Linked DNA regions of Mus musculus: all the other regions are linked to region 5. The links are chromatin loops, found by intact Hi-C in ENCODE. Cell type or tissue: heart. All regions are shown on one strand. Region 1 overlaps Rad51b (RAD51 paralog B). Region 2 has its middle 33 kb from the start of 4933435C09Rik. Region 3 overlaps Zfp36l1 (zinc finger protein 36, C3H type-like 1). Region 4 overlaps Rad51b (RAD51 paralog B). Region 5 overlaps Rad51b (RAD51 paralog B). Region 6 has its middle 6.9 kb from the start of Gm3596. Region 7 holds the start of 2310015A10Rik (RIKEN cDNA 2310015A10 gene).

Region 1 (4,000 bases), 250 kb before region 5:
TGTGGATTGAAGTTACAGATTTTGAGCACATACTGTGTGCCAGGCATGCTGTATGCCAGGCAAACAACAGCGGTCAAAACTAACATGGGTGTTACCATTAAAGACCTTAAAATTATTAAATGTTCAACAGAGTTTTTTGGATGCCCGATGCCTTGATGTCGGTAAAAAGAAAACCCCAGGGAAATGGTCAGTAAAGTGCTTGCTGTGTAGTCCTAAGGATCCTAATGATACCTGCAGCACTCACAGGACAAGGTGGGTGTAGTAACCTGCGATCATAATCTCAGCTCGGGGGAGACTGAGACAGGGAAGTTCATGGGCATTGCTGGCCAGCTAGCCTAGCCACATTTATTAGGTCTGGGCCAAATGAGAGACCTTTGTCTTAAAAACCAAAGTGGATCACCCGAGGGATGTCTGAGATTGACCTATGGCCTCTACATACATGCATGTATAATCACAAGAGAGGGAGATAGATAGACAGAGAAGATGTGCTTCAGTCACTATCTCCTGGGTAGGCCAAGGAACTGAAAGTTCTTCAAAGAGAAAGATAGAATCATATTTACCTTAGACACATTAATATATTAATATTTTTGGATATATGTCTTTTATCCAAGGGGAAAACAAGACTTTCATGCTTTGCTCCTTCAACAGTTGAATTATGACTTTCTCCCTGACCGTTGAAGTATGAAATCAGGGAGGGAGATGGTTCTGGGGAAGTCGCTCAACATGCAAGCATGAAGAGCTGGGTTCTTATCCTCTAATCTCATGTAGAAACTGGACGTGGTGGTGTGCTCTGGTAACCTCAGTGCTGGGAGATGAAGACAGGGGGATCCTGGGAGCTCGCTGGCCAGCCATTTCAGCCAAAACAGTGAGCTTTAGGTTTGCTGAGACCTACCTCAAAAGTGAGGCAGTATGACTGAGGCAAGGGACCGGAGAGTCAACCTCTAGCTTCCCATAGGCATCTGGGTGGCTCTCACCCATGTACACTCATGTACACACATGCATATACTACATATACACACGAAATAAAAATGTAAAAATTAGTAAATAACAATGAGAAGAAAATAAGATAAAACTGGCTTCTAGGTAAGAGTTAGGAGGAGTAAGTGGAATCAAGCTACACCAGAATATCTAGACTTTGTGCTGATTAAATGACAATATTCAAAGCAAGGTGGTGGTAGTTGAAATAAGCAAGATTGAATTTTGTATTCTAAAATCATAAAAATGTTTAGATTGTTTCTCTAGTGCCATTTAATAAGTCTTCTGGCATCCAGCCATCCTAGGAGTACCCCACATTGGCACGGACCTTTTTCTTTAATTTTTTGGACATTTGGCTTTTTTTTTTTTTTCTATTGACTTCATGAGTAAGTTCCAACTTATTTTCTCATTGCTGCCAGGATTTCTTGATATTGAAGGAAACATGGCTGAAGAGAAAATGTGGACCAATCATTTACGTTGATGGATTTTGACCATGCTTTAGGTCTCCTGAAATTATGCGAAGTGTTAAGTATATTCTTAGGAGTGTATTTTGGGAAGAGAATCCATAGCCTTCATAAACTTCTCTATGGCTTTCATGGACAAATAAGGACAAAAGTCGTGGGGTTCTGCATGGCCTTGGGGTTTGGAGGTACATTTTTGGGGACCCTTTAGTTTTAGGATGTTCTATTTGGAAGTAAGGACTATCTGAAGTCAGGAAAATGGTTATTTTTTCCGGAAACAAAACAGGAAGGGAACACTAGACAAAGGAGAAATAGACACCTGGAACATTAAATCCCAAATCTCTGATTTTTATCACATTAAAACAGTGGGTCAAGGCACCCGATGCCAAGCCCGGCTGCCTGAATTCATTCTCTGGGACTGGGTAGTGAAAGGAGAGAACCAGCTGCCACAAGCCGTGCTCTGATCTCCAGGATGATCAAGTAGTTAACTTGTTAAACTTTGTCAGCTTGTTTGTTTAAGTTCTTTATTTTGATAGAATATTTTTGATCAGTGATCTGTTTTGGGAGGATAGCCTGATTTGGGAGTTGGAAACTAGCGTGGATAATGTGGCAAGACATGGTCCTAGACAAACAAACAAACAAACCCAGTGTCACACGGAGTAATCATCAATCAGAAGAAGGGATAAGAACTTTAAATACCTTAAATAACTCTAAATTGTGCAACATCAGGAACTTTACTGCTTTCTAAGCAATTACTGTTGCTGTCATTGTCATTATTTATCATCATCATCATCACCACCACCACCACCACCACCATCATAGATAACATCCACATTGTATATTCCCATGACTGGATATATGATGTCAATCATACATAATAAAAACTGCCCACAGATGTAAAGGAAGGGAAAACTCAATCAGACGAACCTTTTGTTTATGACAGGGATTTGGATACAGTTTCTTTTTTTATTATTCTAATTTTTAAATATTTATTTGATGTGTATGAGTGTTTTGCCTGCATGTCTATTTGTGTGCCATGTTAGTGCATTGCCCACAGTGGCCAGAAGGGGCATCAGACTCCTCCCACTGGAGTTAAAGATGCTTGTGAGCTGCTATCTGGGCTCTGGGACTCAAACTTGCAATCCTTTGTCTTCCTAACCACTGAGCTGTCTCTCCAGCCCCTTGAAAAGGGTTTCATACCAGATATGTCACTTTTATTCATGGATGAATGGCAATATAAATGTCTCTTTTGTTGTGATAAAACTCTTAACAATGAAGCTGCACAAGGACAGGGACAATCTCTGTTCTGTGACCATATGTCCTCGGTTCCCATTCTAGTGTGTGACTAAGGAAAACATTTCATTAAGTCTTTATTTTCCTCAGTGTTTTTCTTTGGCTTCCTTTTAGCTTTTAAAAAAATAGTTGTTTTTACGTTCTACAGATTTGCTGAAAGTCAAATCAGTGATTTAGCCACTAGAAATGACGGTTAAAATGGGGCCTTTTTTGGAATGATGTTGTTTTGTTTGAAGCAAATGACTCAGGAGACAAGATTTAATTCAACGTAGGACTATTTAGACTTGTGGTGTTTATGTTAGTCTGTTCTCTGTTGCTATAACAGAACACCTGAGATGGAGTGATTTATAAAGGAAATTTAGTTTTCCTTTGATTTTGGAGGCTGGGATGTGCAAATGCATGGTGCCTGTATTGTTTTGACTTTTGGTGACGGCCTTAGGGAGCTTTAGCTATCATGGTGGGAAGCAGAAAGACAACTGGGTTTGTGTAAAGAGAAAATAAAGGGGCTCAGCTTCTGTAGTGGCTAACCTATTCCCACAAAATACATCAATCTGTTCACTAGAGCATGGCTGACATGGTCTAGAACTTACCATGCTCTGCTTTCTAACAGTTACACATTTAGAGGGAAAAGCCTCAACATAAATTCATACACTTCAAATTATTGTAGGTATGTGTGTGTGTGTGTGTGGGGGGGGAGGTATTGAAAAATATGTAATCTTACAGACAAAGGTTCTCCCCTCCTCTCTTCTCTCTTCCTCCCTCCCTTGTCCTTTCCTCTCTCTTCCCCTCCCCTGTCTTTTCCTCTTTCTCTTCCCCTCCCATGTCCTTTCCTCTTCCTTCTCCTCCCCCTACCCTCTCTTTCTCTCTCTGGGTATTGAAACTCAAGCCTTATGTGCTTGAGGTAACTAATCTGTCAAAGAGCAATACCCCAACTCAGCTATGTTTTCAGTAAGGTATTCATTTAACTCACCCCACCCACACTGTCACACCCTCCAAGCCTCATGAAATTTCAGTGTTTTCTATGCTGGCCTAGAACCCATGGGCTCAAATGGTTTTTTTCACATTAGCTTCCCAATAAGCCGGGGTTACAGGTTTGTACTACTGCCCCTGGAGAAGAGTGCTTCTCAAGTAGTTTATTGAGTCTGGTACAGCAATGTGGGTCTGTAGTTCCTGGCACTTGGGAGTCTATTACAAGAAGGTTGTATGAGGCCAGGGTCTCAGGACCAGTCTGGGCAATATAGTGCGATCCACCTGAAGGTAAATAAGTAAAC
Region 2 (4,000 bases), 360 kb after region 5:
GTGTCCTTTCACCACTCTGTTGGCCGTAAGCCCCCTATCTCTTCAGATGATAGCAACTTGCCCCTGTCCTCTGTCATGCAGTGAACAGAGCGGCCTGGAGCTGCTGTATCTTAGGAAAAGCCCTGACTAGAACTCGGCCACTTGACTGACCTCCCTGATAGGCATGCCTAGTCTCTCTAGCTGTGTAGCAGGGTGCTGGGTCCTCCGACCCACTTTTTTCATGCATCCCCAAACTCAGGAATGCTGGAAGGTGTATGGGCATGTGCACAGGGCACCCTGCTGTAGGAAGCAACCCTCACCCACAGCTTCATTGCATGGCAATGTTTGCCCAAGTAAACGAGAGGTGCCAGGATTTACACCTGTTGTGCTTCCTAAGATGAGATCATTCTAGTCGCCTTTGGCTTCGACCTCTGACTCTGGCAGAGACGTATGTTTCCCTTTGACTTATATAACACCATCCCAAGCTCTTGGGACAAGCTCTGGTTTCAGACTGTCCCAGGTTGGCCGGTGAACAAGTGCTTGAGGCATCCACGGTGCTGCATCCTGCCAAGCAACAATTCCATTTCTGCAGCATCACCTGCTGCCCGTTCAGTGGTGCTTGTGTGAGTCTTGGAATATTTTCATTGCATTTTGACCTGAGTTCTTTCATAAGAATGAATGGAAATGGAAACTTGAAGTACTGATGTTGGTGATAAAAAAGGGCAGGTCTCACAAACCTAATGTAACTTAAACAAAGATGGAAGTCATTAGGCAACGCCAAGAGTGGGGAATAGTTAGCCTAACTCAGATGCTCTCTTGATTTAAGCCAGACAACTGTGTGTTCAATTGTGAAGGGGAAAGAATACACTGGGAAAGCCCACATGAAACTGTGGACATACACGGTCAAAGATTGTGTCTCCAAGGCAAGTGAAATTACTGTATTTGCTCAGTTTTAAGGCTGCACTGATTTAATAGAAATTTTGGGAGGCTTGGTGGAAAAGATACAAGAGATTGTGAATCAAAAAAAAAAAAAAAAAAAGCAATGGTAATGCTATTTTACTTCCAAGGAACAGAGTGTCCCCTTCAAGCATGCATACAGGCTGCTTGCTTACCTCCTTCTTGTTAGATGAGTGAACTTTCAAGAGAGCAGTGAATACAAGAAGATCAGGGTGCCTAGAGACACTGCCCCTGTGGGACTCAGCCCAGCTCCCTAACAAGGAACAAAGCCTCATGTTAATGTGCTGAAAGGAACAGTGCAGAGAAGTGCAGGAGAAGTGCAGAGACTACGAAGGTTTCACAGTCCCAGGTGACCAACAAGTAGACTAAGAGCAGGTATGGTGATAATGTAGTCCATTAATCTCAGCACTCTGGAGACAGACGGAGGAGAATGAGAATTTGAGGTCAGCCTGGGCTGCATAAAAACACTGTCTCACTGTTGGAGCAGTGGCTCAAGTTAAGAACACTGCTGCTCTTGCAAAGGACCTGGCTTGGGTAAGCTACCCCGTGGTAGCTTACAGCTGTTCATAACACCAATTCCCAAGAGTCCTCCTGCCCTCCACAGGGACTCCTGTGATGTGCATACATATAGACAGACAAACAGACACTCATAAAAGTTCAAAAAAAAAAAAAGACGATTCTGTCTCCAAAACTATTTAGGGCAGGAAAGAGGAGGAACCACATATCTAGCGGGACCTAACAGCCATTTTGAAGTTCTTAGACACTAAAGCCTTGCCTTTGCTCTCCAGAGGTCAACCCATTTGTTCTGAACCCCCCATTTTGTTACTCATGTCCTTCATAGGAGTCCTCTGACCCATTCTAATCTCTCCAGTCCCAACTCTGACAACAGTGCTCCCTACTTCCCCGAATGGTCCTTCACTCATCCTTTCACAAAGTAAATGCACTGTCCTCCAACCACAGACTTCTTGCCAAATTCCTCCTGTCCTTGGGCACAAACAACCCAGAAGTGCTCTCAGATCCAGAACATTGTTGGGGAGTGGGAGGGGTGAGTAGAAGGGCTATTCACCCTCCTGAGCCTATGATGGGATGTCTGGGCAGCTACTTCAAAAACACCAGGGCCTGAGACCTGTTCCAGGGATGCCACCCAGACGGGACACTGCTCAAAGCCGCCTCCAGTCCTGGGAACAAAGGTGAGGAACTCTTGACAGGGAAACTTAGCCCTACTTACTGGGTATGAATGATACCACTGGTCAGCCCTAGCTGAGAGGGGGTCTGGGCTCTGTTTTGTTCTTCTCTGTTCTAATCTTGATACTTTGACTACATTCTCATTCCCTGTGGCTTAGGCTGTAATGGTGAGAAGCAACAGTCTTAAAAACCTCAGAGGAGCCAGCTCAGAAGAGCACCTTTGGCCCACCTCCCTCAGTGCTATAACTAATGGGGGTACTTTTGCTACCACCTCCTGGTGAAACTGCTCTGGCACACATTAGGAATTCTGTCTCTAGGTCCTGTGGACTCTGAGCTTCTTGGGGCTGTGCCCAGAGTCCACTTGATAGAGAGCTGGGGTTTTGGTTTTTTTCCTGTGGGGCAAACTTCTCTGGTTAGGACACAACTGTCAGGGCATGGCTTGGCAGAGCTTCCATGCCAAATAGGGGTATGTGTATGTGTGTGTGTTCTTTTGTCTGATTTCCCAAATTCCAGGCAGGAAAGCAAGCTTTCTGTCTCTACACAGCTCCAGATCCCCCTACCAACATTTGCATTCCCCGGGTATGAAAGGAGTTGGTAGCAGGCCCCATGGAGGACAAGGCTGTAATTCAGCCAGGCCCCAGTGACATCCCAACCGTGAGAGTGCAGCTGGGGCAGCTTACGAACAGCGCCCGGGTCCCAGGGGGAAGTCAGCCCTGTTCTCCAGCCCACAAGCGCCTATTGTTCACTTTCTTGTTTTTCTCCAAATGTTTAGATGTGCTCAGAGCACAGAGAAGCCTGAAAGCAAGACCATTGGCCAGGGCAAGCCTGAAGCAGGGAAACCCACCGCTGGAACTCTGGGGCCCCACACTCCCTCCTCAGCTCTTCCTACTCCCCCTGCCATGCGCCGGACTCCGGATCCAGGGGTGGTCTCTTCCTGGCCAGGGCTGTTCAGAGAGCAGTAGGCTTGGATTGTTCAGCAAGTAAAGTATGGAATCCAGCTCAGACTGGCTTGCTTGACAGTCAGGCACAACTGTCCACATTAACTTGAGGCTGTCCAACGTGAGGGCTGGGAGAGTCTGGGCAAGTGCCTTTCTGATTCCCCGCCACTGACCAAAGCTGCTGAAGACAGGAAATAGTCACTGAGTGTCTGTCGGGGCCCCTCTCTGCATCAAGATTGTGACTCTGAGGTTTGACCTTCAGGGTTTGACAACTGGCCGCAGCAGCGCTTATTGCGTATGCAGACTCAGGCAACCTCTCAGCCTCTCTGAGCCTCAGTTTCCCTTCTTGGTAAAATTTACTTACTCTGTCTGTAGAGAGAGCTATGGGGACACTCAGACTCTATAGGCTATTCTTCCGGTTACCATTGGTTACCATGACCCAGTTTGGAAGTTGCCCCAGCGCTGGGAACAGTCACTTGTGAACCTTGATGTCCACTGTGAGTCAGCACAGCTATGCAGGAGCAGTAGCGCCAGAGGAATGAAGGATGGAGTGCCTCTCGATACCAGGGTATAGAGAACATGCTGGAAAGCCAGCCTTCTCCCCTCCCTCTCTCCTCTGCCCCAGATCCCTTTCTCTTGGGAGTTCATATTACCTGCCCTCCCCCAGGCCTGGGATTGCAAGCTTCCCTGCGTCTCCAGGCCCTAACAGACCCAGAGAAAACCCTCAACCTGGAAAATGCCCCTCCCCTACCATCCTGGCAGACATTACTGGTCAGGGCCCTGAACAGGGATGCAGGTGGGCAGAGGGAATTCCTACATCAAGGTGGGAATCTGGGTTTGGGATCCTCAGTAGAGTTATAAACATTGGTAATAGTGAAGCTTTTGCAATGAAGAGAGATGGACAGAGCAGGCAGGAGGTCCCTAGTAAGACCAGAGGGCTG
Region 3 (4,000 bases), 500 kb after region 5:
AGAGAGGGGGAAAAAAATCACTTTCCAGGGGCTCCCTGATCCTGGCTGTCTGTCTCAGGATCCTCCTGCCTCAGCCTCCTCCAGCAACTCTTGCGCCACAACTGGCCTACCACCTCCCTTGATGGGAACTACTGACTTCCTATACAGTCTATGTTAACCTCCATCTTCCCTTTCCAGCCCTGCAGTCAAATCCAGGTGCAGACTGCCCTTTCCCATCCTGGTGGCTCCTCTGCAGGCAGGCAGTGCTTCCTCATACCGGTTCAGGGGTGTACTGAGGCTAGGACCTTGACTAGGTTAATGCCTATGAGACCAATACCTATGAGCCCTTGACACAGTCAATGTAAGCCAGCAAGTGCAGCATGGGCTATGTACTTTATCAGTAGCACCCTGACCATCCCCCAAAGGAAGTTCATAGTGGGAAGACTGGATGATCCTGTCACAGCTCCCTACAGTAGCCAAGGTCACACAGGTCAGCAAGGATACCCTGGACCTGCTCTCTGCAGGCTCCTTTGCTAAAAAAAAAAAAAAAAATAAATAAAATAAATAAAAATAAAAAATACCTCCGCCCCACCCAAGCTGAGTGACCTTAAGGCATCAACATCCAGAGTTATGGGTTTAGCTTTAAAGATGAAAGACCAGCCACCTCGTTGCCCCAAGGAGTGTCAGACCAAGGAAAAACCTATAGACAAATCATTTCTTGAAAAACGGGGTTTATTGATTTTTAAACTGCAAATAGTCGTTACAAAAAGTTTTTTTTTTCTTTTAAATAAATTCACACAAAGAAAGAGAAATAGAAAGCGACGGTAGTGACCAGCAAGAGGAATAATAATTACATTCATCTTTATGTGTGTGCGCCAGTTGTTTATGTCAACATTGGAAAACTCCAACCTGGAATCCAGAACCACAAATCTGCGAGCGGAATGTCTTGAGATGGGCACATGGAATTCAAAGGGTTTTTCTCTTTTTTTGTTTTCCCTTTTAGAAGCTATACATAAAATGGTGGTTTTCCTTCTGTACTGTCACAGAACTTATACATACATTCTCAGTCCTACCTGTGAAAGGCCTAAGGAGAAAGAAACTCAATTTGCAGTCCAACACAAAGGGGAGAATTTCTAAAATAAATAATCCAACAGTTTTTTGCATTTTTTTAAATTAATTTTTCATTTTTTTAAAATAAAATAACCAAAAAAAGTGTAAAGTTACAAAAATGTTGTTGAAGAATAATATATTAAAACTGTGGAAAAAAGGAAAGACACGTCACAAAATTTTAAGATTAATATGAAGATCATAATTTAACATAAAAGAATATATTCTATGGATTTGTCATCCCGATAAATATGAACAAAATTAACAAAAAAAGCATAGTTTGGCAATAAATACGTTTTGATAAGTTAAATAAGCTTTTTTATATTGATGTGCAGTGATAAGCAACATTTTTGCTCTCCAATTTCTGAAAGTTAGATGAAGTTTAAACCCAGGGAAAAAAGCATTGTGTGGGGGCTCTAAGGTAGACCTAAGGTATTCTAGAGCAAAATCCATTAAAGCTACTTCTACAGGAAATCGTTTTACACAGATATTGTATGTGGAATGCAGACCATTAACTGCTCACCCCTTACATGTTTTTTTTTGTTGTTTTTAGCTTTTCTCTCATTTGTTGTCATTTTTAAGATGTCACATATGAATTGGGGAACTTTAGCACCAAAATCAAGTCTCTCATAGTCCATCTAGTTTCCCCTTCCTCCCCACTTAAAAAAAAAAGAAAAGAAAGAAAGAAATTAAATCACGAAGTCCCACTTATGTCAAAACCTTCGTCCAACTTGTTCAACCTTTGTCCCTGGAGACCTACACAAACCCAGGCAAGATTAGTCAACAGGGGTTCGGGCTGGGAAGTAAAAGGTTTTGAAAGTCAAAATAGACCCCTCCCCCCAAAAAAACCCCAAGTCCAGCAACAACTCTCTGAGGGAGGTGAGTAACTATAAGGAAGAGGAAGAGTGTGCGGGAGACCGAAAGAAAGGTGCACTTGTGTGGCCAGCTGGGGGAGCTGCTGGTTGCGGGTCACCCCACCCCCACCCCCAACCCCACGGGCAGAGGCTCTGGGAGGCCCACGGGTGCCCCCTGGCGTTGAAGAGGTAATGTAGTCACAGTGACAAAGTTAGATTACAAGGCACTAAGTTGCTTCTGTAAACGGTTACTGCTTTTTTTCTTTTGTGATTTGGCACTTAAGGCTTAAGCCGGGGGGGGTGGGGGGGGGTAAAAAAAGGCATCTACTGACAAAAGATGGAACTCTGTTATGCGTGGTTAAGTGGGCTATGAAATGGAGGGAGAGGGTTTCAAGCCAGAAGCTACCAACAAATTGACTTGTCCTTATGTGGGGGGAGGGTAACATACCAAGGTTGTTCTGGGAAAGGGGCTGAGCTTAAATGTATCAATGTGGGGTTTGAGGGAAAGTTAGGGGGTGGGGAGGTGAAGGGAAGAGATGGGGTGGAGAGGTGAAGGAGGCATGGGGGGGGGTCCCTCCCTACCCTGGCTTAGTCATCTGAGATGGAGAGTCTGCTGAAAATGGGCAGGCGTCTTGAGTTGTCCAAGGTAGGGGAGTCTGAGCCACTGTGGCTGGAGCTGGAGCTGCTCAGATAGCCCTCGTGGTCCGAGAGAGAATCCTGAGGGCTGGGGGGAGAGTCAAACATGTGAGGGGATTCGGACATGGGCCGGAAGAGGAAAGTGGTGGGGGAGCCTCCCCCAGGCAGCCCCATGCTAGGAGCAAAGAGGCTCGCCAGCTCCTGGCTGGAAAAGGCGAAGGGGTTATTGGTGCCATCGGGCAGAGTAGGTGAGCCCAAGAGGTCATCGGCGCTCAGGATAGGGGGTGGGGTGATGGATGTGGGGCTGTCCAGCAGCCCCGTGGCAGCGGCGGTGGCAGCGGCACTGGGAAACCCAGCAAAGCTAAAGCTATGCTGGAGGCGGGGACGGTCAGCGGAGAGGTCTCGGCCCCCCGCCAGGGCGCGTCGCTCCTCGGCGTTATGAATGAAGTGGCAGCGGGGCCCGTACGGGCAAAAGCCGATGGTGTGGAAGGTGCGGCACAGCTCCGTCTTGTACTTGGGGTGGCGGGTCAGGCTGCGGAGCTCGTGGATGCCATGCGCGAACTGGCACTTGTCCCCGTACTTACAGGCACCGTTTTCTTCGAAGGGACGGCACAGCTCCGTCTTGTAGCGGCTGGAGTTGACCTGGCCGCTCCCAGGCTGCTTCTGGGTGGGCAGCAGCCGCTCGCCCCCTTCGGAGAAAGAGCGGTCTCGAAAGCGGCTGTCGCGTGAGCTCAGGGACGGGGCCGGCTCACCCTTAAGGCTGCTGAGAAGCTGGTTCTGATGGAACTTGGAGCTGGGCAGAGTGACCGAGTGCCTGCGAGGGAAGCCCCCGCCAGCAGGGGTGCCCACTGCCTTCCTGTCCAGCAGGCAGCCCCCAGCGCTGGGAGTGCTGTAGTTGAGCATCTTGTTACCCTGGGAGGGGAGGGAAAGAAAGGGACGGATGAGTGACTGAGGACATCCACGAGGCCAGGGCATGGTGTCCACAAAGGACAGCACCTCTCCATCTGATAGGCCAGTCTCTCTAAAAGGAGCCACCTGGATTTATTTTGGCACTGCTCATAAGAAACCGCAAAATCCTGCCGTGTGTGGAAGAAAAAGTTATGTATTCATCCCGCCCCGTGCTGACCCGATATGTAGCTTCCTCCTGTCCCTAAAGCTAATTTTCCCCCCTCTAAAATCCGGGCCCCGTTTATACATTCCTCAACTCAGAGAGCCTTTCACACAAGACAGTCCCTTTTCATTTCCCTCCCCCTAAAAGAATCAGGTAAACCTAGTTTAGAAGTTTGGAAGGATGAGCCAAATCCTCTCTCAATCAGTCCCTGCTTACCCGCCCCCCCCCCCCCGCCACCCCCACCCCCACAAAATCTGGCCCCACACTCTCCACCATTTCCTCTTCCACAAGTGTGCCCTTCCTTTGGCAACAG
Region 4 (4,000 bases), 180 kb after region 5:
AAATTCTACCAGAAACAAAAATGGACATGTTGTTGTTAATGTCTGAGACAGGGTCTCAGTGTACAGTTCAGGCTTGCCTTAAATTCATGAACCTTCTGTTTGTTAAAGTCACCAAACCTGGCCTAAAGGGGAAAAAGATACAGGGTACCGACCTAACCAGGAAGATATTTACAATCGATACCCAGGGGCAAAGGGAAAATCAGTTTTCACCAGTGGAGTCTCGCTGGGTATAACAACCAACTCCAAAACAGACCCCATGTTCAAGGGTATTTGACCAACACAAAACTCTGTGGTTTTGTTTTTTGTATTTTTTTTTGAAAGAGAGAGAATATAAAGTTGAGTAGGTAGGGAGGTGGGGGAGGACCGGAGAGGAGCTGACGGAGAAGAAAATATAATCAAAATATAGTGTATGAAAAAAAGTTGTTTTAATTAAGGAAATGTTCCCCTGTCAGGAACACTTAACTATTATAAACATAAATGCATCTAAAAACTGAACCTCCAAAATAATATCTGAAACAAGAACAAGTTCAAAGGGAAAAGGCATCTATAGATTATCTATAGATAATTCAATAGTAAAATTAGGAGACTGCCATATCCCATTTTCAATTATGGATTGATCAGTTGAGCAGAATTTCATCAAAGAAGCAAAAGATTTGAAGAGAGCTGTGAACTTTTCAGTGTGCTCATCGGTCTCTCTAGACCACTTCCCGTGGGAGTGGCATACTCACTTTGAGTGGAGCACCCTCCAGTATGATCTGTATATGATCTGCATATGATCTGTCTATGGGGTTATAATACGGGTCTCAGCACATCTGAAAGACCTGAAATCTGAACAAACTTCTCCAGTTACAATGGAATCAAGTTAGTAACCAATAACAGGCAGAAATTTCAAAAATTCTGAATTGGGTACGGACTTGGAAATAAATAACAAAGCAAAAAATCAATCAGAATAGAAAATAGAAAATTGTGACCATTGAAATAGAATATATACTATACCAAAGCCTACATGACATAGTTGAAGTGGCATTCAAAGGAAAATCTATAGATTAAATGTATATAGCAACATTTATTGCATGTAAAGTACATCTTAATAAAACAAGTTCATTTTGAAAGATTAAAGATCAGCTTTACTGATTAAGTTTATATTCAAACACATGTGTATAGTCATCATATTTTTGCTGATTCCATTATATTGAGGAAAAATCACTGATACTTTCAAGTCACATATGATGTACACTAAAAAAATAAAACAAAACCCAGTGTGGCTAATAAGATATATGAACAAACCATACTCTTATAATAGTTATATGCATGTGAAAGTATTTAGGCAAGGATGAGCTAATGTTCACAATTTACTTTGAAGTGTAACAAATGCAGGTGAGTTGATAGATAACTAGGATGTAAATAAAAAAAGTGTTCATTATAAAGCAACATGATTGGACTATAGGTATTCATTAAAAACTTTCTCCATTTTGCTGTGTACTTAAATTTTCTAATAATGAAATATTGAGGAGAAAGCCGTGAGGAAAAGCTCCCCCTGACCATGTCCTATAACTTACTACACAAGGATCCCATTGGGCTGAGGAAACTCTGTTTTCCTTAAGGAGCACATTCTCTTCTAGATTATACTTTCATAATCCAATGTTATTAGAAGACACTTTGGAAACAACCACTAGAGAGATGCCATCAAAGAACGTAATAGTATTCTGTGGCAATATATGATCTCACAGCCTCAGGTGCAGAACTTCTAGGGGGTTTGTCCTAAAACCTAGGAAATCCCTATTTCATAGAGATTTAGGCCAGCTTACTTTCTATGACTAAATGTCTATGGGAGAAGTGACGTTGGCCAAATGGAAATAAATTAATAAAGCCAGGCTTACTGAGATACGGTCTATTTTCCACCCTGCCATTTCCAGCACTGTATACTTCTTGAGCCCGAGCCTCTCTGATGTGAAAAGACAACTTAGATGCCATTAAACTCCCTGCTGGCTCTTCTCTCATGCCTGTGGCATTGTTGCTGGAGCTTCTGTGTTCCATGGAGAGTGATTTTCCTAGTGACGAAGCAGATTCTAATCGGGGTCAGATCTAGAGACACACAGCAGCTGCCCCCGCCGCCTTTCCTGTAGTTTCTTCAACACAATGACAGGGAATTCCTACGGGAATCTCTGGGTATACTTCAGATCCCCCTCAACTTACTACCTCCTTGCAGACACAGACCTTCCTGTCTGAAGCATTTCCGGCCCTCCTGTCCCTTAGCTTGGAGGACTTTACTCAACCTGGGGAAGGGACAAGCCTTGAGGTTATTAATCTCTTGGATTACTTGATGCCAGGCCAAGCAGCTTTCCTCCTGGGCTTCCAATCATTTGAGGAACCCTTTTGCTAAGTCTTCAACAAGGAGGCAAAACCCTGGCATGCAAGATTATTGTCAGTCTCTTGGCAGAGCTAGAGGAAAGATGTGTTTGATTTAGCAATGGGTTTTATTAGCCCAGACTGCAAATGAAATGAGATAATAGGACCTGCATTGAAAGACATTTCGGAGTCCACAGGTTTCTCCCGAGCTCCTTAGTAGGACCACACATACAGATGAAAGGATCAGACATATCCTGCAAGCACATCCTGGCTCAAGTTATCAACAACTACAGAATCTTGCTGATCAATGGAAAGACTAAGAAAGAATTGAAAGGCTAGCAGGAAAACGTGGGTGAGTGTGCAAGGTGTCACTTCTGAGCTGGCTCTCGGTTGTTTCTTACCACCGTTTCCTCAGCTGAACACACTCCATTGTCATTGTCCGACAGAGAGCAGAAAGCCAGCCCAGCTAGCCACCTGCTCCTACGGGAAGAAAAGGTTTTCTGTACACTTTGACTCTGCCAAGCCCTTTACTCCGGCCCTCACCCTCAACCATTGTGAGCTCTAGGATGTGGGCGGGAAGAGGAAGAAGAGAAAAGAGGAAGGTGCTCATCACCAGGGTTAAAAGCAGCCTTCCGGGCATGGGAGCTGGGGAAGAGAAAGTGGGAGCGCTGGTGCCAGCCTGCCTCCGCGCATGGCTGCCTATTCAAACTTGCTTTCCTAGGCCACAAAGACAAAACTCACTGTTTCCTGAGACTGGGCTGTATTGCAGGAACTGATGGAGCCTGCCAGGACCAAATCTCTCCAAAAGCACCCTCCAGAATAGCCTTTACTCAAAACTCCAAGACCCTGCTCCCTATTGTGTACCCTGGCCAACCACAGAGGAGGGCCAGGCTGGGCTGCTCCAGATGATAGAACGCCTGTATCATAACATAGGGCACGGGCACTATTCCTGGAAGGTGTCCTCATCCTGGAGAAGGACTCCTGTGCCCAGCACTTTCCGTTCCATGGCTCCTTTTCCACTTTTAAGCCTCATAGAAGTAGGGTCAGGCCAGGAAAAACATATGATGCTATAGCAATCTGGAACCAATGGCTTGACTTTGGGTCCTGCCCAAGCGAAGTCTCTTGGCAGAGACTGGGAAGGTGGCCTGCTCTTTTCTATGGCATTTTCCAAGACCCCCGACTGGGGGAGAAACTACAGATAAGTTTTTTAAATAGATACAAGTCAGAGAAGGTCTGGCAGGTCATCACTTTATACATTTATTCTTTCCATCTTTTGCTCCAGAGAGGAACTTGTTTTATATCAAGAGCATTCTAGAAGACGTGGGAGCCAAAAGCAGCTGATTGTGATGGTGGCTGCCACCAAATGCTGTCGATTTGTCACCTCTAATCATGCTATGGAACAGCAGTGAGGGCTGGAGAGATGGCCCAGCAGTTAAGGGCACTGGCTGTTCTTCCAGAGGAACCATGTTTAGTTCCCATCACCCACACAGAAGCTTACAACTCCAGAAAGAATCCAATTTCCTCTTCTGGGCTCTGCAGGTACTAAGCACACCACAGTACATAAACATACATGCAGGCAAAACACCAATACATATAAAATAAAATAAAATAAAATAAAATAAAATTTAGTATGTGTAGTCACACACTCACA
Region 5 (4,000 bases):
GCCCAAAGGGCCCCGCCTCCCTGGGCAGATAGTGACTTGATGGAGCTAAAGCAGTGTAGCATCCCAGTGAGCCTTTCTGCTGTTTGGCTAGTGGAGGAAGATTGACACAAACCTTGGCTAGCCCTGTCTTCGTGGCCTCTAGAAAAGACTAGAGAAAAATCTGTTTGTCTTAGAAAGTGGATGGTCTAGCAGAGGGGAGAAAGGAGAGGGCTAGATCCTCTGGGACCAGTGTGCTTGTGTAGTGTACACAACACGACACCCAGGGATACCAGGCAAAGCTAACTCCTGGCATTCTCCCAAAGGATGGACAAGCTGAGATGTTCAAAGCAGGTCACCCTCCATAGAGGAAAAGCTCACGAGCCTGAGGTGGCTGTGAGTCGCGTCCTGCCCTGGCAGTCATGGTCATGTTCCAGGCTTGATGGCGCTTCAGTGTGACTCTTGTCTGCAGTTCACGTCAGTGGGCTCTCATTACTGTCTTCCTAAGTCCTGTTGACATTTGTAGGCAGAGAAGAAATCTGGATAAGGAAAATTCTTTTCTTGACATTGTTTAAAAGCATTACTAAAAAAAGAACAGACAGTATTTTCAGAGCTATGTGGAAGCAATGACGTTCGTGGTCAGTGTGGAAGCTCAGGTGGGTAGCTTGGTGAGCTGTTTCAGGCCACAGCCATTTGTGAGCAGCCTGGGATGTTCTGATATGGATACGAACACATTCATACTTCAGTGGCCACCTTTTTCTTCCCAAGACTGTCTTTTCTAGCATACAGCTTTTAGGATTTTTCTGGAAAAATTGCATTGTATTGGTTTGTGATGAGCTTAAGTTTCCAAAGAAATCCTACTGGATCCTCAAGACTGTTTCGTGTAAGGGGAAGAGTGGGTATCAGAAGCAAGCCATCTTTTTATCTTAGAAGTGGCAGGAGGTGGCTGTTCAGTCTACAGCTGACTTATCTGTGTATTTACAAACTGCAACTGAGGACAGCGAAGTGGCTTTGCTTGAAGTTACACAGAAAGTTAGTTCAGGAACAGCAAAGAAAAGCCCTGCCTCCTCATGCCTGGCTTGTCATCACAATGTGAGCTCTGTCCAGAAGAAGGGAATTCAGTCCTGTTGCTTTAAGAAATTTTGTGGGCCAGGCAGTGGTGGTACACCTTTAATCCCAGCAGATTAAAGGCAGAGGCAGGCAGATTTCTGTGAGTTTGAGGCCAGCCTGGCCTACAGAGAAAGTTCTAGGACAGCCAGAGCTACACAGAGAAACCCTGTCTTGAAAAAAAAATATTGTGAATATGTAAGACATTGAAGTGGCTTGTCAAGGTGGGCTCGTTATCCTGGATGAAGCATAATTTTAAAGAAATGTATTTGGAACACTCTAATTTTAACCTATGTTCTAATTCTAGCCCACAGAATTTTTGCTCAAAGTGCCCCCGCATACATTTTGTTCGAGCAGACCCTCAAGGCAGTTTTGTGGAAGTAGGAAAGACACATCTAAGTACAGCTGTTTTCCAGAAACAGAACTGAAGCTGGAAGCTGTGTGTGACCCAACCACACTGCTAGGAAGCTGCTGAGCGGGGCTCACGCCCAGGCGTGCAGGCCAAGCCCACGGCTTATCTCATTGCCCCACCATGCGTGTTGCTAAAATGATGTTTTAAAAAGCAGTCCCTTTTCCTCATCTTCTCCTGCAACGGCTACACTTTTCCTGCCCTGCCCGAGACAGTGCTGCCGTAGCCACACCATTTACCATATGTGGAGGGAATGGGCCTTCTCCTCCGCGCCTTCACTTCAGACCCAGTACTCTTTGCTTCCCCTTCAGATGTGAGGGGCTGCTGGGGTTATTGGCAGTGTCTCACTAGGCTGCCAGCGTTGAATAACCTTCATTTAAAACAAAAACAAACAAGGGAACAAGGGATAGGGAATTTAGCAAAGTTCTTGGCTCCCTTTTCTGGCTCTTCTTGAAACCCAGCATGCATTGTCAAGACGTGCTGCTTGTTTTCACACTGAACGCTAGGTGGCAGGGTGGCCACACCACTGGCTGTGGTCCCAGGGACAGGAATGAGGAGGCCTAGACCATCTGTGGCTTGGGGAGATTAGGCTAACCAACCTGGCTGATCTCTGCTTGACAGGGAACTGCCCGCAGTGAGTCTGAAACATATGCTTCCAAGATACTGCCTTTAAGTTTCCTTCTCCCTTTATTCCCTCAGCCCACTTGCAGTTTAATTTTTCTGCCCCATTGCATTCTGGTAGTAGAGGGCAGACACTGCCTGCCAGCAGCTGCCTCGAAGGGCAGATTGTGATGGGAGCACACAGTGGTGCTGGCACTCTTGCCTTGGCATGTCATTTGGGTCATGGGTGTCTGAAGGTAAGACCTTCCCTTGAGTTCATTAGATATTTCTCAGAGGGACAGCAGACTGAGCCTGAAGATCATAGTAAGCCATTACCCTACGATCACTCACTGTCCCCACTAACTCAGATACGCTGAAGATCACAAAAACAAGCAAACAAACCAAACAACAACAGAAGGCAGATTTTTGTTTTGCTGGCATGGCGCCATCTTGATTCTGCTGTGTAGCTAGACTGGCAGAGCTGCCGTAGGTGGGTGAGACATGGCTTCCAGTTTTTGTTCTTGTTTTCTTACCTAATAGTGTACTGGGGTCTGCTACCCTGGATGCCTCGCAGGCCACAGGCCGCAGGCCACAGTAAGCTAAATAAAGCACCAGTACAAGTTGTGTCCTTTCATGTTGTAGAGAGCATGAACTCCGGTTACAGAAATACTTCTCTGGATCTTTGGATTTTTTTTTTTTTTCTAAGAAAGAAGAAACACCATTAAAACAAAACATTGTGTACCAACTGAGGATAGCACCCTGACAGTACCCACCTTGAGACTTCAGTTAAAAAAAAAAAAAACAAGTCTGAATGTAGAAAATTGATCAAACAGAAAGATTTCGTTTTAATTACAAAGCATTCTTTCCTCACAGCTGAAACCACAATCAGATTTCATTAAACAGTGAGTAGTGAGTTCCTGATGTGGATTGTAAGTGACTCCATCGATGAGAATTAAAAAAAAAAAAAAATAGACTGTGTAAGTCGCAACTTTTCAGGAACTCACTTGTTGCGTAATACCAAGAACCAAGTGTCTTTGTACAAGAACCAAAATCACTTTGTACATATTCTTACATCACGACCTACCATTTCCCAACTGGGGAACCCAAAGCATTTTTTGGTTTTCAGCTAAGAGTCCTGATAAAATCCTAATTTTGCACATACAGCGTTGGTGACACTGAAGGGCCTCGTGAATGTGACCAAGGTGACTCGTCTACAGGATAGTTCTGTAGATGAAGGCCCAAGTGTTCTGCTGATTCAGTTGCCTAATGGACTTTCATTAAATTCAGCAATATGACTTTTGAGAATACCTCAAACAACGTACATAAAGCAGGCCAAGGATATTAATTGCAGGCTTTGAAGCTGGAAGAGGGTGGTGAGACCTTCTCCTTCCCTAAGAAAGAAATGTCATAAAAATTCCAAAGCAGAGATCAAATTTCCAGGGGGAGGGGCTTCTTTATTGTTTCCTCTAATAGCTGCTCTTGAGCCTTCTAGAGTGCTGTGTAGATTAGCCCTGGGCAGGGACTAAACAACAGCTTGGCTTTGCCCCACTCTAGTATTTTGCACCCATTTTGAATGATTAATTTATGATATTTTTGCTCTTGTCGGTCCTTTCTTTTATTCCACCTCCCTTCCCTCCCCCTGGAAGGTCTTTATCTTCACACTTTTCCAATTAATTGGTTTCCTTTGCCCTTGGAACCACAGTAAATGTGTAGTGGGTCTTTACGGGGGGGGGGGGGGCTTCATTCTGTGGATCATGCTTTAAAGTCTTGGGACTGGAGGGATGGTGAAAATGAGTCACAGCTTGTTTCTATATTTGCTTCTGTGTCAAGGGGTGTAGTTTTCTTACTACAATGTCTGCTCCATAGCTTACATTTTCAGGGAAACAAACCAGAATTCAGTCAGTTCCT
Region 6 (4,000 bases), 230 kb after region 5:
ATCTCAATTTTAGACTTCTTTCCAAAAGTGTGAAAGAATATTTGTCTACTGAGTGAGAAATGATGTTGTTTGTGCCAATGTGTCACTGAAGTCCTAAGAAACCAGCCCACTGTGTCTGACCTGAGAGGTGACATGGCCAGAGAGGAAAAAAAAAATCAGGTTATGTTCAGATCTGTCCCTGAGTTTTCTACTGGTGTCCCAGGTAGACATTCCTAACCTTTGTGCTGTGGGGTCTGCCTCCACCTATATGCCCCCCATTCCCACCCGGAGTTTGTTTCTTACATCAGAGTAGGGCTTACTGTTCTCTGAGGTTGCTATTCAGCAGGGAGGAGGACGACCAGTCAGACCTGCATAGCGTTTGAAAGGATGGTAATGATAATGGTCACATTATAGAATCCTTAGCGTGTGCTAGGTACATCACAGACGTTATCTCATGCAGTTCTGAGTGAGAAGAGTCCTCTGAGGTTTCTAGTATTGCCGATGTGTAAACTGAGGCCATGAGATGTCAGGTCGCCTAGTCAAGATCACTTGGTGACCTTCAACCCAGGTCTTCCCGTGTTCAATTTGTAGCATTATAAAAGGCTCAAGCCCCAAAGAATGGTGGGCCAACATCCCACAGTGACTAGCTGCCGGATAGGAACTGTTTTCCTTAGTTTCTGAATCTTGGCAGCAAAGGCACTAGAGTTTCCCCTTGGCAGGGAGGATTTTGCATATGGACTGAATGAAATTAAGAATGCCGAGATGGGAGGCTGAGGTGATAGCTCAGTGGGTAATAGCACTTGCTCTGCAAGCATGAGGACCTGAGTTTAGATCACCAACAGCCATGTTAAAAGCCACATATACCTCTCACTCCAGGACTAGGGATGGTCAGAGACAGGAAGATCATTGGCTTGCTAGCCATTAGTCTGGCCAAAACGCTGCAAACTCCAGGGTCAACAAGAGACTGACTCACAGTAATAAGGCAGAGAGCACCATAGTAGGAGAACTGACTTCCTCCTGTGCCCTCTACATATTCATGAAGTCTGCACATACACCTGTACACACATGTGTACCTACTTGCATGCGTATACCCCCCACTATACAAATAAATGAATCAGTGCTGAGATGAGATGGCCTGATCAGATGCTGCAAAACATCTACTTTCACAGGGAGCAACTGGAACTGGCTAACTTCCTCATCGCCGCAAGGCTCGGAGGTCCTTTCTCTTTTCCCAGGCATCTGGGGAAAAGGATGAATTCTCTAGGCAAGTGACCTCCCTGGTGTGAGAAATTTTTGTGTTCACTGCTGTGTCTGCCCCCTGCTTTTCCAACAACAGAGGACAAGTGTCTACAAAGCTGTCACGCAGTGACAGGAGCAGAGAGGAGGACCTGGGCTGGTCTGGGCACACTGACACTCTTTGGAGTCTCTTCTTTGCAGGTTTGCACTCTGGTGGGCACATCTTCAGAGTCTTGGGAGACGGCTCAGGTCTCCTTGCTATGGCTGAGGCTGGGGCGAGGCCAACATTGCAGCTTCTCTCCACTCCAGGGAGACAAATGCAGCCTGCCAGAATTTCCTCCCACACAGACCTCTGTAGGAGATAAAGGCAGAGAGGGAACTGCCACGGGACAGCCACATGATAAATTCCCTTGGGCCTCCTCCTGTGTTCATTGTTCTGCCCTGGTTGTTTTGAGTACAGTCAAAAGGAAGAGCCCTGTGCTATCAGACTGAGGAAGGAGGATGCTCTCCTATTGCCCTTGGCCACCCTCATTTTAAATGTGAGGAAACCAAAGGGCAATGTGCAGCCTAACCCCACCTGCCCCAGAGGAGCAGTCAGCCAGCCTTCCAGGGAAGCCGCAACCCCTCTCCAGACCAACAGCAGCACACTGGTGGCTCAGCCCTTGTCCTTTGACTCAACCCTGGGGACTGACAGATGAAACTGTTTGGGGTAGGAGCTAGAAATAGATTTTGGAGGGGCCCCATTACTTGTTGTTCATGCCCCAGGGCTGAGAACTGAACCTGTAAGGCCACAACTGTTAGGAAGGGACATCCTGCCTAACACTGGCTGGCTGCCTGCTTCTCAACTCAGAGCAGCTCAAGTTCCTGGGAACTGTAGTCAACTTTAGGGATCTGGGCTGTGTCCCAGGTTCAAGTTCAAGCATGGAGAACAGGATGCCGCCTCAGCCACCATGGCTGGATTTCTTCGAGGAAGTAGAGCAGAAAGCCTTGGCTTTCCTTAAGCTGTGTGCTCCCGAGGACACAAGTGCCAAATGGAGTGTTCTTCTTGAATTGCAGACTCAAGCAGATGTCCACCCTGTTCAAGGCTCGGGCTCTGACTGGACAGGTGTCTGGCTGCCATGGCCCGGGTCACCTTTGTCTGAGCTAGAAGGCCATGTCTGAGCCATCAAAGGGGTCTCAATGGGAGAAGACAGACATCAATGTGCTTCCTCAACCAGAAAGGTGATTTCAATTTGGCTGGAGCAGCCCAACCAAACAAGCAGGATCCTGTCGACTGAAAGATAGGGCTGCTGGAAGATCACACAGCAACAAAAAATGGGAACCATTATCAGACTTGTCCCAGCCCGGAGGGGCAGGGCCTTTGAAGCCACAGACAGGCTGAACAGAACTTTCTACCTGGGAGATGTTGGAGATGGGAGGTCAGGCTGCACCAGCCCACACCCCCATCACTCCCCCCCCCCCCAAAAAAAAACCCTGATCAAAGCCTGCTGCAGAAAGGAGGGGCATACAGCTGCAACCAGCTCCCCCCTCACGGGGCCGCCCAGGGCCTTCTGAAAGCAAGTGGACTGCTTTTGCAGGGGCCTGTGGGAAAACCCAACACAGATACAGTGTACAGCAGAGCCCCGGAGCACTGCTGCGAGAAGGAAAATAAACCCCTCAGTGGTCCTGAAAAGAAAGGCAGGAATCAAAGCACAGAAAGTGCAGCGACCACCCACCTGATGCGCGCCTACCTTTCGGAAACAAATAACTCCTGGCTTCCAGGGCCTGTTTCAAAGAACAAACAGACTGAACACTTGGCCTCAAAGCTTTGTGCACTGGGGGATTTGTGGGATGCCGAGGCCCCTCCTAAGCATCCAAGGCTTGAATTGAAGCAGTGCCTATTCAAGGGCTTCCTTGCATGTGCTCTGTGCTCCTCCCTGGGAACCTGAAAGGCAAGAACTCTCAGGAAGGGAAGGGGTCCTATGTAGATACTGCTAACTCAGTTCCTCAGACTAGATGGTTGCCTATCTATCTGCTGGGAAACGTTCTAGCTGTATTGTCTAGGCTGGTTTGGGGTAATGAGACCATCTGTGAGCAGGCCATATATTGGTTAGTTGTAAGGATCTTGTCCCCTCAGGCTCTGTGAGAGCCTCTGTACCCCCTGCTTAGGCTTGCCCCTCCTCCTCCTGCCTGAAGCCTCCCTTCTTCTTCGTGGAGCCTGCAGTTTGATCTTTTTCTGAAGTGGGCACAACAAAGCAAAGCCACTTTCAACGGACTTTCTCCTGCTCAAAAGAATACAAGAGCTCTTTGCTTTCTCACTCTTGGGACTGGGCTTGAAGGGAGGGTAGAATGGGGATATGACTTGGGGGCCCTGGAATTGCTACATGGAGGAGGAGAAGGCACTGGGAGTGATGGGCTGAGTATTTGGGAGAAACTGAGATGAGAACAGCCTAGACTCAACCAAGTGGTGGTATTGCTATCAAAATGGGTTCGAGGCTAGACAGAGGGCTTCCAGGAGGAGGAGCAAAAGGGTCTTTTCACCCCTATTCCTCTGCGCCAGATGGTAAAGAGAGAGCAGCCAGAAACCACCGCTACTCGCTAAATTTGGCTCTTTATGTCACTTGACCTGGTGAGGTGAGTGAGGTCATCTTCCTTTTACAACAGGTGACAGAACATTTGAGGTGACAAGATTCTCCAGCAACACACGTGGCACTATAGACTGAGCTCAAGCAGCGTGACAAAATCAAGTGTCACCAATGGGAGTGACTTATCACACCCAGGCCTCTTCTTCCACAGGGTGGGGGAG
Region 7 (4,000 bases), 520 kb after region 5:
GTAAATATCTGTGTCTTCCGAGGGTCCTTTGACAAACCCCCCGGGGGCGCGACCCACATGTTGAGAACCACCGGCTTAGGCCGGTCTTCAGTTGGTCCTGAGCCTGCCAGCCTGATTGTCTTCCCTTTGCCCATAGCCCAAGCCATACAGAATTGCACAGAGGGGGCTCTGAGGGCCCATCTTCTCAGTCTGGTTCACACCTATGGTTTTGGTTCCTACCGCACACACCCTGACAGTTCTACTCAGAATAACTTTCAGTAAACACACAAAAGGATTCCATTACAGGGCTTAAGGAAACACCATTATACATACTCCTGTGCTGAAGGTTCAAAACACCTGTGAATAACTCCTAGGCCCCAATCCAGATTAAAACCTATTCAGTCGCTTGGTAGTCCTCTTGCAAGGACCCGTTCCTGCATGACCTACGTACCCAGTAAGACGACCAATTTCATGATGGGCCTGACACTCATGGGTCCTCAGGATTCAGAAGGGAAGGGTGCAGCCACAAAGACTGAGAGTTGCAGAAGCCCAGTGATGACAGCATGTAGGTGGGCTAGCCAGGAAGAGGCACCTTCACTGGAAACAAAGGGGGAAATCAAGAAAGCTTCTTAGTGGGGGCTGACAGAGGAAAAGAATATTCTAGAACCTGAAAACTACAAATGCTAGAACAACCCCGATGTGTAAACTAGGCAAAGAGGAGGAGCCGTGGGGTCTTCTGTCCCTCGGATGACATCAGAATGATTGAGAAACTGGAAATGAGCTGATCACATATAGCACTGGAGCAGCTAGTCCTTGACCCTGGGTTGGTACGGCCCGAGGGCATCTACTGGAATACCACCTTGTCTCGGACCCTGCCACTGGGCTGCCAGGCAACAACAGCCTGGTGATCACTCTGACCTACTTCAACCACCCATGACTTTTAAGCTCTTTGAATATAGGGCAAAAAGAACTAGGAGGCGACTGGGACAAATCCAATCACTGACCGAAGCGCTGGCCCTGCCTACTAATGGCTAACTGATGGCATTTCCAAACACCCCAGGGAACGTGCCAGGGCCTCGAGTTTTCTTCCCGTTCTTAGAAATTCCTCCCCACGCCCATGGCATTACGGTTTCCAAATCCCAGGCCCGCCGCGGGGCTCGGTGGCCGGACCCCTGGCCGCGCCCGGAGCGGCCAGGAGCTGGTTAAGGGCGCCAAGATGGCCGGCTTGTTTTGCTCGCCGAGGCATCACGCGGAGGCTGCCCTTTGCCTCCGGGGCCGCGGTCAAGGTTCCGCCGCCCTCTCTGGCAGGCTGCCCCGGCCGGCCCGAGCGAGCCTCCTCCCCTGCGCCCTGGAGCCTCGCGAACCTTCGAGACCGGGGCGCGGCAGAGCGACAGCGCGGCCAGCCCGGAGCTTCGGGGCCGCTGCTGGCCCTTCGGCATCTCGGAGCGTCTGTCGCCCGGGCGAGCAGACTGCGGCCGCCCCGCCGGTCTTCCCCAGCCGGCCTTTCACGCCGCTCAAGCAGCCGAGGTCGTTCGATGGGCGTGGCAACACTGCCCTCCACTGGCCAGTGTGCCGAATGGCACACGCGGGGCCATCCTAACTGCCCTGGACCACCGGGCACTGAGACCCTTTCTACAGGGTTCTCAAAAGCGTACACCACACTTCCCTAGGCGTCTTCCCATCTGTTGGTCGGACTCCAACTCAGAGTTTGTATTTTATGGCATTCCAGGGTGAATGTTGCTGCTGTTGGCCGCTGGTCCTGAATCTACCAGCTCAGCCCACTTACTTAGGCCAGGGTTCTATCATCCACTCCAGTATACAGTATGCAGACAGAGCACAGAGGACCCTGATGGAGCTCTCAACCATATGGCACTTAGCGGGATAATTTCACAAATCTAAGATGACACTTGAGAAAGTTTTAAATCTTAAGTGTACGGCTGTTTGCCTATATGTATTTCTATGTACCGTGTGCCTGCAGTGCACTTTGAGGCCAGAAGAGGACTTTTTAAATCCCCTGAACTGGAATTACAGATGGCTGTAAGCTTGTAAGGTTGTAAGCACGTGAGTGCTGGGAATTGAACCTGGGTTTTCTGGAAGAGTAGCCAATGACCTTTACTGCTTATCCGTCTCTCCAGCCCCTTGAAAAAGTTTTAATTCACTTATAAAATATATATGCATATATGTATATGTGTGTATATATTTTATATAGTTATTTAAATCAGGGCAGTTTTCAAGACTGGATTCCCTCCTTCTAACATGTGGATTCTGTAGATTCTAACCAAACTCAGATCATCAGGCCTGTGAATCACCTTCACCAAACTGAACCATCTCACCAGGCCCAGTTTGGAAAAGTTTCCATGTTCTTATAGAGGAAAATATTAAGGCACTGAAAGAAGACATAAATAGGGAACTACAAACAGTCCCCAGTTTATCATAATTTCACCTGTAAGGTGAAACATAAATAATATACATTCAGTAGAAACCACAGTTGAATTTTTAATTCTGGGTTTTCCCCCGGACTAGCAATAAACACAGTATTCTTCTGCGGGAAGTTCCTACAGTCGTGAGTGGGAAGCAGACAGTGGTCTATAGTGTACTGCATGGCACAGTGGTGACGTCTGGTACGTTACGGAAGCAGGTGTACTCTCCACGCTACCTGGCCTTTTCAGTTCATTGAAGGGATTGTTGGGACAGGGCTTCACTGCGAATCAAGGAGCATGTGTGATTTATACTGGGCTGTGTGGAAGCTGTCACAAAAGGCCTTTCTGTGGAAATTCTAAAGAGGGGTCTAGAAGAAGGGAGCAGGAAGGTCCTGGAGAGAACCCAAGAAAGCGCTGGGTGTGGTGAGCAGAGGGGACCAGAGCATTGCCACCCATCCAAAGGCTGAAGGACAAAGCTATGGGAACAGAAGAGAGACCAATGGGCAAGGTCCAGACATCTGGTACCCAGGACCTCCCTCTTAAGAAGAGACCCTGGGACCCAAGATCTTAGCCACACCCAGAATGCTACCTCACCTTTAGGAACCCTAGCCAGGTACTCCTGGGCTTCTCACTGACTGAGTCCGATTTGTTTCAGCCCTTCCTTGAAGCCTGAGGGAGAATCATATTTGATATAACCAGATGCGTTGGGCAGTTGTAAGAAGACAGCGTGCCATCTTCCCACCCATGCAGTTCATGTTTTGTCTGGGGCCAATTTCTTCTGTGAACATTGTTAAGGGCCTGTTGTATGCTTGGGGCTGATGTCACAATTCCAACATGTGAGGAGGACCTCAAAGGATGCGTGCAAGCTCATGCTAGCTTTGCCCTGCCGCTCCAAGCACTTTGGAGAGCAGATAGGGGGACACGCTATCTTTCCCTGAGTCTCGGTTCTCACCCCTCCTATTTATTCCCCTCCCTAATGACTCTAGGGTTGGCCGGGTTAGCACACAGCAACCACAAATGTTGTTGTCAGGATGCTTGTTGCCTGTAGGGTGCCCATGCCAAGCTGAAGATGAGGATGGGACAGACAGCCTCTGCCTGTCTACTGCTCAGGCTTCTGTGGAGAACATTCTCTATTGGTCCCTGCACCCTGCATAACCCTTTCTTCATCAGAAGAATGGGGGAATCAGGATAACTAAGCTCAGCCTCCCAGCACTCAGTCTGGGATAAAGAAGACAGGAAAGTTTATCTAGGGCCCCCATACCACTCCAGTGTTATGTCTTGGGGGGCGGGGGGGGGGGAGTCCATGGATTCCAGGCCCATTGAGCCAGGGAGAGGAACACATAAGAACAACAACAACAACAAAGAAACAAAGTAAGTCACTTTCCAATTCAAAACCAGTTCTGGGTTATCTCCAGCAGCAAGTAACTTAATCTCTCTGAGCCTCAGTTGCCTCATCTGGGAAATGGGGAGAGCACAGCATTCTGCCTCGTCGGAAGATTCTGAAGATTAATAATGATCACTTCTCGGGTGCTGACTCGGTGCCAGGCACTAAGGGCTTCTCATGAGGTCATGTGTGGAAGTACTGGCCTCTGGCAAGCCGG

The links. A loop is a pair of places that touch in the nucleus more often than their neighbours do. Peaks named below come from ENCODE experiments on the same cell type or tissue, not always from the same donor. Only the 100,000 strongest peaks of a DNase experiment are listed, where the experiment ranks them.
Region 1: a loop joins it to region 5, with 3 times the contacts of the local background. A loop is called at or near these places in 26 of 42 quality-filtered maps.
Region 2: a loop joins it to region 5, with 3 times the contacts of the local background. A loop is called at or near these places in 12 of 42 quality-filtered maps.
Region 3: a loop joins it to region 5, with 6 times the contacts of the local background. A loop is called at or near these places in 20 of 42 quality-filtered maps.
Region 4: it touches region 5 in a loop (2.4-fold over the local background); 3 of 42 quality-filtered maps call a loop at or near these places.
Region 6: a loop joins it to region 5, with 2.6 times the contacts of the local background. A loop is called at or near these places in 7 of 42 quality-filtered maps.
Region 7: a loop joins it to region 5, with 5 times the contacts of the local background. A loop is called at or near these places in 40 of 42 quality-filtered maps.

Annotation. Positions count from the first base shown.
Region 1 is chr12:79,359,893-79,363,892 of GRCm38, forward strand. All of the region lies in intron 7 of Rad51b (RAD51 paralog B), which reads left to right. Among named protein-coding and RNA genes, the nearest start is that of Rad51b, 65 kb to the left of the region's middle. In heart, a CTCF peak has its summit at 2,496; no DNase peak of the experiment used is centred here.
Region 2 is chr12:79,967,585-79,971,584 of GRCm38, forward strand. No RefSeq gene overlaps it. Among named protein-coding and RNA genes, the nearest start is that of 4933435C09Rik, 33 kb to the left of the region's middle. RefSeq lists an enhancer at 1,046-4,000. In heart, a CTCF peak has its summit at 2,401 (motif pointing left); DNase peaks (open chromatin) are centred at 97, 477, 2,547, 2,857 and 3 weaker places; H3K4me3 peaks cover 361 bases; H3K27ac peaks cover 3,665 bases.
Region 3 is chr12:80,107,061-80,111,060 of GRCm38, forward strand. Zfp36l1 (zinc finger protein 36, C3H type-like 1) reads right to left here. Exons shown (of 2, transcript NM_007564.5): 2 at 700-3,488. The coding sequence ends at 2,529. Among named protein-coding and RNA genes, the nearest start is that of Zfp36l1, 4.0 kb to the right of the region's middle. In heart, CTCF peaks have their summits at 2,007 (motif pointing right) and 3,401; DNase peaks (open chromatin) are centred at 263, 2,061, 2,751 and 3,431; H3K4me3 peaks cover 2,047 bases; H3K27ac peaks cover 2,029 bases.
Region 4 is chr12:79,794,289-79,798,288 of GRCm38, forward strand. The region is part of intron 9 of Rad51b (RAD51 paralog B); the gene reads left to right. All of the region lies in intron 1 of Gm36048 (a long non-coding RNA gene), which reads right to left. Among named protein-coding and RNA genes, the nearest start is that of Gm36048, 2.6 kb to the right of the region's middle. RefSeq lists an enhancer at 1,506-4,000. In heart, no CTCF peak of the experiment used is centred here; DNase peaks (open chromatin) are centred at 2,153 and 2,943; H3K27ac peaks cover 1,564 bases.
Region 5 is chr12:79,610,873-79,614,872 of GRCm38, forward strand. The region is part of intron 7 of Rad51b (RAD51 paralog B); the gene reads left to right. Among named protein-coding and RNA genes, the nearest start is that of Gm36048, 190 kb to the right of the region's middle. In heart, a CTCF peak has its summit at 1,995; DNase peaks (open chromatin) are centred at 1,649 and 1,999; H3K27ac peaks cover 3,622 bases.
Region 6 is chr12:79,836,766-79,840,765 of GRCm38, forward strand. It overlaps a transcript of Rad51b not described here. Among named protein-coding and RNA genes, the nearest start is that of Gm3596, 6.9 kb to the left of the region's middle. In heart, no CTCF peak of the experiment used is centred here; a DNase peak (open chromatin) is centred at 1,626; H3K27ac peaks cover 3,571 bases.
Region 7 is chr12:80,131,384-80,135,383 of GRCm38, forward strand. It overlaps 2310015A10Rik (RIKEN cDNA 2310015A10 gene), which reads right to left and starts at 1,461. Exons shown (of 3, transcript NR_033514.1): 1 at 1,344-1,461; 2 at 431-576. In heart, a CTCF peak has its summit at 1,570 (motif pointing left); DNase peaks (open chromatin) are centred at 96 and 1,358; H3K4me3 peaks cover 1,476 bases; H3K27ac peaks cover 2,286 bases.